Linked DNA regions of Homo sapiens: region 2 is linked to region 1. Evidence: chromatin contacts called from ENCODE Hi-C or POLR2A ChIA-PET data. All regions are on one chromosome and are shown on one strand. The core of a region is the stretch at or near the end of the contact, and the rest is flanking DNA. Distances in the headings are between cores, read along the strand shown. Region 1 holds the start of SIRT3 (sirtuin 3). Region 2 holds the start of IRF7 (interferon regulatory factor 7).

Region 1 (4,622 bases), core at 603-3,102:
GTTTCCTCCTCTGTGAAAAGGATGAATAAAGGATTAAATAAGCTAATATTTAAAACCTCAGGGACAGTGACATAGCGCTTCATCCAAAACCCAAAGGCTAATATTTAATAACGCAGATAAAATGCTTTGAAAATTACCAAGTGCTATCCAACACAAACCATTATTTGCCAAACATTAATTTGCTCTCAAAAACTGCTAATAGCAGAAGGCTGCTGAATGCTAAACATCATCAAAACATGTATGGAACATCTATGTGAAAGGTATTATATTAAATGCTAGGGTTAACAGGGAGGTTACTACAGGAGATGTATTTTCTATGGAATAGCTCCAGCCCAATGCCAGCAATTTATTCTACTCATATTAAAAGGAGGTTAGTGCTTAGCAAGAATTTAATTGCTCTGCAATTCATCCTGTTTCTAAACAAACCTAAACTTTAAGATCTTTCTAGGGGCAGAAAGCCCATGAGAAATACAATGGAAGGTAAAGACAATGGGACGGCGGAAGTGGTTGCACCCCGTGCAACCAGCTGCAGAATGAATAGGGAAAACAGCAAAGCTGTACTAGCCTCTGGTTTATCAACTCCAGACCATGAGAAAGATAACTGTAGATACAGTTACACTATGACAAGGCTAAGCACGAATCACCAACATGTTTCCCAAAGTGGGTGGTGGCCCTGAAAGTGTGTTTGCTTGTTAGATGGAATCAAGAGCTAAAATCAAAGGCTACTCCTGAACCGTTTTAGTAAGACCCGAGGTAGGAGTTCAGAAGCCTCAGTCTCAGTCCCCCGTTAAGGAAGCAGTGAATCTCAGACCGAAACATCCTGGCTACAGCTCTTGGCCCTCGTGGTCTGTCATCCCTCTTATTCCTCGACCCTGCCACTCAAGGTTCCTCAGCAAACCTTGCCGGCACAGCCGGTCGCTACACGTCCCCGTTTCCCCCCAACTTGGGTCTGGGCGCCCTCAGCCCATCAAGGGTCCGCTCCTCCGCCCGCCTGCCCCCTCCGTCTCCCTCTATCGCCGGGGCCCAGGGCCCGTCTGCTCGGCGCTCACTTCTTCGTGTAGAGCTCCTCCAGACGGTGCCACACAGCGGGCTGCCCGGGCCCGGAGTTCTGGCTCTGCTGTAGGAAGCCCGGTACGTCCTTCATGACAGCAGGAAGACCCCCGGCACAGAAGAACAACCGGGATGTCAGCACCGCGGGGATGGCTGCCGGAAATGCTCACTCACTTCCGGCGCCGAGCGGCGCGGGGCAGGCTGGGAGCGCCGTAGCAGGCCGGGGGCGGGCCCCGCTGGTTGCTCGGTTACAGCGCGTCTCTGCGCTCCGGACAAAACTCTCCGGCGTTTGCAGCCCACTTCCCGCGCACTTGGCTGTGCCATTGAGGCGTCAAAGAGTGTGGGCGCCTGTGGTCGAACCCGCTACGGACTAGCTTTGTGGTGTCAGCCTTTGTGACCCGGAATTGCTCCTGTCAAATGAGGATCTTCCCAGTAGTGTTTTGCGAGGATTAGGTGTAAATATAATGCCTGACCATAGTAAAAGCGCTCAGAAAGTATTAACTATCACCGCCATCCGGGTTGAAAAAGGTGTGAGCGCAGGGTACAGAAATGCTGGCTCCAGGTTTGACCTCCGGGGCGAGAGATGAGACACCAGACTAGGGAACTTCCTCTACTCGCCTCTACGTCTACCTGGGCGCGCCGGAGGCGTCGGCAAGGAGGCGGGGGCGGGGCGCGGAGGCGGGACCGGGGCGCCGGGGGCGGGGGCGGTAGGCGGAGGCGGGGCTGGGGCGCCGGGGGCGGGGGTGGGAGGCGGAGGCGGGGCCGGGGCGCCGGGGGCGGGGCGAGTCCGGAGGACTCCTTGGACTGCGCGGAACATGGCGTTCTGGGGTTGGCGCGCCGCGGCAGCCCTCCGGCTGTGGGGCCGGGTAGTTGAACGGGTCGAGGCCGGGGGAGGCGTGGGGCCGTTTCAGGCCTGCGGCTGTCGGCTGGTGCTTGGCGGCAGGGACGATGTGAGTGCGGGGCTGAGAGGCAGCCATGGGGCCCGCGGTGAGCCCTTGGACCCGGCGCGCCCCTTGCAGAGGCCTCCCAGACCCGAGGTGCCCAGGGCATTCCGGAGGCAGCCGAGGGCAGCAGCTCCCAGTTTCTTCTTTTCGAGGTATTTTGGGCAAGGACAAGCACTTCTTGCGTGTTCGTTGTCGACACCTCGCCCACTCTTTCTCACCTTGCCGTGTTTCCTTTGCGGCATGTCTGGGAGTTTACGTGCGTTCCAACACCGGGGCCTCCGTCTTTATGCTGATCTGTGGACGTCACTTATGGGGGTTTTGTCGTTTATTTCACCATTCCCTCATTGAAATACGTTCTAACCTTTAGTTATTGTGCATCATGCTGTGGTGAATAACCTTGTTGGCACCTCACTGTTTGCATAAATTCCTAGTACTGGGATTGCTAGGTCCAAAAGTATATGCATTTAACGCTTTAATGATCCCTCATAAATGTTGTGCGGTTAATACTCCCACTGGCATGTGATCGTACCCGTCTCCATAGTAATTGCATCTAAGAACTGAGGCTACATAGGAAAAAATCTTAAGGTCCATGGTTGTTAGGTATCAGATGCCCTATAATGGATGAATATTTAAGTAAATAATGGCACATTGACTTGCTGTCTGACACAACTGCTGAAAATGTTGGTGAAAAGTGAGTCTCGAAGTGGTAGCTCACACTTGTAATACCAGCACTTTCGGAGGCTGAGACGGGGATCGCTCGAGGCCAGGAGTTCAAGAGCAGCCTGGGCAACATAACGAGACCCCCATCTCTACCAAAAATTTAAAAATTAGCCGGGCATGGTGGCGCAAGCCTGTTGTCCCAGTTACTCCTGAGACTAAGGCAAGAGGATCCCTTGAGTCCAGGAGTTCAAGGCTGCAGTGAGCTATGATTGAGCCACTGCACTCCAGCCTGGGTGACAGAGCAAGACTCTTATCTACCTGTGGGAAAAAAAAAAGAAAAAAGTTTAATAGATCCTGAAGAGTTGGCCGGGCGCGGTAGCTCACGCCTGTAATCCCAGCACTTTGGGAGGATGAGACGGGTGGATAACGAGGTCAGGAGTTCGAGACCAGCTGGGCCAACATGGTGAAACCCCATTTCTACTGAAATTACAAAAATTAGCCGGGCGTGGTGGCGGGCGCCTGTAATCCTAGCTACTCAGGAGGCGGAGGCAGGAGAATCACTTGAACCCGGAAGGCAGAGGTTGCAGTGAGCCGAGATGGCACCATTGCACTCCAGCCCGGGCGAAAGAGCAAAAACTCCGTCTCAAAAAAAAACAAAGATCCCGAAGAGTCAGTCGTTCATCCAAGAAGCCCTGACTGAGCTCTTATTCTGTGCCAGACTCTGTTCTAGGTGCTATGGATGGAGCAGGGACCAGGACCTACAAACACGTGGAGCGCATTCTAATATCTGTGATACTCTGCAAAACTGTTAAAACAAATCCTTGCGGCCGGGCGCGGTGGCTCACGCCTGTAATTCCAGCACTTTGGAAGGCCGAGACGGGCGGATCACGAGGTCAGGAGATCGAGACCATCCTGGCTAACACAGTGAAACCCCGTCTTTACTAAAAATACAAGGAAATTAGCCAGGCGTGGTGGCGGGTGCCTGTAGTCCCAGCTACTCGGGAGGCTGAGGCAGGAGAATGGCGTGAACCTGGGAGGCGGAGCTTGCAGTGAGCCGAGATCGCGACACTGCACTCCAGCCTGGGCAACAGAGCGAGACTCCGTCTCAAAACAAAACAAAACAAAACAAAACAAAAATCCTTGCTACCACTGGCCCTAAAGCAGGAGGCATAGGGCTGCGTGTGAGGAGTAGTCCATTGCATGGGCTTCCTCCAGTTTGGCTTTGGATTTTTGAGCTCTCTGAATTTGTTGTTTGTGTCCTTTGCACAGTGTCCCTCCCAGGTTGCACCCATGCCTGCCCCTCAGGGTCCCCCACTCCCAGTGAATTTCACACCATGCAGCATGTACTTTAAGCCATACATCTTACGTATGTTCCAGACATTTGGTAAAACGCCGTTTATGTGTTTTTCAGTGACTCACAAACATTTTATTTACGTAAATGAGGAATGTACTCAGGCACCCTTCGTGATACCTTGCCCTCAGCAGGCACTCAACAGCAATAATAACTTTCATTCCTTTTGTGCTTCTCTTAACAGTTCGTGTTTAGTAGGAGCACAGTAGCTGTTTGGGGAACGACCTTAAGTGAATAGATGTCTGAAATGCTGTGTGAAGTGGGGCGCTTAATAGGTGGTGAGATGGTTTTAGAACCAGGGTTTTCCCTCTTTGCTTCTTGACTCCTTAACCAGTTTTCATTAGGAGACCCCTTTGGAGGTTTGCAGTCAGTCAGAGTTGAGTGCCTACTGAGTGTACTGAATTATGAAATGAGCACAGTTCCCATTAACCTGAATTTTTTGCTCCCAAGTAAGTCTTGATTTCTGATTTATGACTGCTTTTTGTTGTACCCCAATAGTCGTCTAAGAAAGGTGATTATTTTGAGAGGCCTGGGGAGACACACATGCTCATTCTCGAGGGTGGCGGTGGTGCAGAGGGCAGAGCCATGCTCGTTCTTGCTATCCTGAGATTGGTTGC
Region 2 (2,526 bases), core at 1-2,500, 380 kb before region 1:
CCCCTGTCGTCATTAGCGCTTGAGCCCAGGTGTGCAGATGAGGCGGTGGGTCTGGCCACGCTGTCCCCACCCCAAGGCTGCAGCACTTCCCGTAAACCACCTGCAGTGCCCGCCGCCTTCCCGAGGCTCTGTGCCAGCTAGTCTGGGAAGTTCCTCTCCCGCTCTAACCACAGCCCGAGGGGGGCTCCCCTCCCCCGACCTGCACCGGAGATCTCAGGCACCCGGCTCATCTCAGACCTCCCGCTCCCGACCCTACACAGAGATTGCCTGGGGAGGCTGAGGAGCCGATGCAAACCCCCAAGGCGACGCACTTGGGAGCCGGTGGTCTCAAACACCTGCCGGGGGTCCTAGTCCCCTTCTGAAATCTACATGCTTGGGTTGGAGCGCAGCAGTAAACACCCTGCCCAGTGACCTGGACTGAGGCGCGCTGGGGGTGGGTGCGCCGTGTGGCCTGAGCAGGAGCCAGACCAGGAGGCCTAGGGGTGAGAGACACATTCCCCTCGCTGCTCCCAAAGCCAGAGCCCAGGCTGGGCGCCCATGCCCAGAACCATCAAGGGATCCCTTGCGGCTTGTCAGCACTTTCCCTAATGGAAATACACCATTAATTCCTTTCCAAATGTTTTAATTGTGAGAGTATCTGATATTCTTGACTGAACAATGTAAAAAACCCAAAGGGGGCTGCGCACGGCGGCTCTCGCCTAAATCCCAGCACTTTGGGAGGCCGAGGTGGGCAGATCACCTGAGGTCGGGAGTTCGACACCAGCCTGACCAACATAGAGAAACCCCGTCTCTACTAAAAATACAAAATTAGCCGGGCGTGGTGGTTCATGCCTGTAATCCCAGCTACTCGGGAGGCTTAGGTAGGAGAATCACTTGAACCCGGGAGGCGGAGGTTGTGGTGGGCCAAGATTGTGCCACCGCACTCCAGCCTGGGTAACAAAAGCGAAACTCCATCTCAAAAAAAGAAACGCAAACGGTGCAGCTGCCCCTTTTTCGAGGCACGTCCACCTCCCATTACCCACTTCCTTTTTTTTTTGAGACTGAGTCTTGCTCTGTCCCCTGGGCTGTAGTGGAGTGGCTCCATCTCGGCTCACTGCAGCCACTCCCAACGCCCTCCACTCCTCCCTACTCCGCGCTGGCCGGGGCGGGGTTCCGCTGGTCGCATCCAATAATAAGAACAGGCGGCGCGCGCCCTTCCCGGAAACTCCCGCCTGGCCACCATAAAAGCGCCGGCCCTCCGCTTCCCCGCGAGACGAAACTTCCCGTCCCGGCGGCTCTGGCACCCAGGTACTGGGGACCCCAGACCCACGCGGTGCAGGCCGGGAGCGAGAGCCTCCGTGGGGGCTCCGTGACCCCGGAGGGGTAGAGCCAAGAGCTGGGGGAGCCTGAGAGATGAGGGTCGGGCGGGGAGGGAGGCGGAGGCGGAGGCGGGGTTCCGCGGAGCTGAGAACCGGACGGGGTGGGATCGAGGAGGGTGCGAAGCGCCACTGTTTAGGTTTCGCTTTCCCGGGAGCCTGACCCGCCCCTGACGTCGCCTTTCCCGTCTCCGCAGGGTCCGGCCTGCGCCTTCCCGCCAGGCCTGGACACTGGTTCAACACCTGTGACTTCATGTGTGCGCGCCGGCCACACCTGCAGTCACACCTGTAGCCCCCTCTGCCAAGAGATCCATACCGAGGCAGCGTCGGTGGCTACAAGCCCTCAGTCCACACCTGTGGACACCTGTGACACCTGGCCACACGACCTGTGGCCGCGGCCTGGCGTCTGCTGCGACAGGAGCCCTTACCTCCCCTGTTATAACACCTGACCGCCACCTAACTGCCCCTGCAGAAGGAGCAATGGCCTTGGCTCCTGAGAGGTAAGAGCCCGGCCCACCCTCTCCAGATGCCAGTCCCCGAGCGCCCTGCAGCCGGCCCTGACTCTCCGCGGCCGGGCACCCGCAGGGCAGCCCCACGCGTGCTGTTCGGAGAGTGGCTCCTTGGAGAGATCAGCAGCGGCTGCTATGAGGGGCTGCAGTGGCTGGACGAGGCCCGCACCTGTTTCCGCGTGCCCTGGAAGCACTTCGCGCGCAAGGACCTGAGCGAGGCCGACGCGCGCATCTTCAAGGTGGGGACCCCAGCCCCGCCCCGCCCCGGGTGGGAGAGCCCGCCTAGGACCCCGCGGGCCCGGCACACGTGTTCTGTCCCCCTCTTCAGGCCTGGGCTGTGGCCCGCGGCAGGTGGCCGCCTAGCAGCAGGGGAGGTGGCCCGCCCCCCGAGGCTGAGACTGCGGAGCGCGCCGGCTGGAAAACCAACTTCCGCTGCGCACTGCGCAGCACGCGTCGCTTCGTGATGCTGCGGGATAACTCGGGGGACCCGGCCGACCCGCACAAGGTGTACGCGCTCAGCCGGGAGCTGTGCTGGCGAGGTGAGCGACGCCGGCTGCCAAGGGCGTTGGCATTCGTCCTGCTTGGGCAAAGGGGAACATTCTCTGGGTCAGATTTGTGGTTTTAGAAGCTGTTCTGGGAGAGGCTGCCAGCAGGCCCAGGAC

Evidence for each region. A loop is a pair of places that touch in the nucleus more often than their neighbours do. ChIA-PET counts read pairs that join two places held with the same protein, here RNA polymerase II (POLR2A). Pooled maps may share reads with other maps.
Region 2: a loop to region 1 is called in a map of CD8-positive, alpha-beta T cell, with 6 times the contacts of the local background. The contact joins the promoter of IRF7 here to the promoter of SIRT3 in region 1. A Hi-C loop is called at or near these places in 1 of 168 maps with a recorded cell type or tissue (CD8-positive, alpha-beta T cell) and 9 of 50 pooled maps. POLR2A ChIA-PET finds 5 or more read pairs at or near these places in 1 of 52 experiments (T-cell).

What each region holds. Positions count from the first base shown.
Region 1 is chr11:233,572-238,193 of GRCh38, reverse strand. It overlaps SIRT3 (sirtuin 3), which reads left to right and starts at 1,852. Exons shown (of 7, transcript NM_012239.6): 1 at 1,852-2,146. The coding sequence starts at 1,866. It overlaps PSMD13 (proteasome 26S subunit, non-ATPase 13), which reads right to left and starts at 1,218. Exons shown (of 13, transcript NM_002817.4): 1 at 1,050-1,218. The coding sequence starts at 1,144. RefSeq lists enhancers at 967-1,206, 1,367-1,556 and a silencer at 1,707-1,786.
Region 2 is chr11:614,674-617,199 of GRCh38, reverse strand. IRF7 (interferon regulatory factor 7) reads left to right here and starts at 1,250. Exons shown (of 11, transcript NM_001572.5): 1 at 1,250-1,287; 2 at 1,553-1,855; 3 at 1,941-2,103; 4 at 2,193-2,403. The coding sequence starts at 1,836. It overlaps CDHR5 (cadherin related family member 5), which reads left to right. Exons shown (of 15, transcript NM_021924.5): 15 at 1-617. RefSeq lists an enhancer at 1,794-2,388.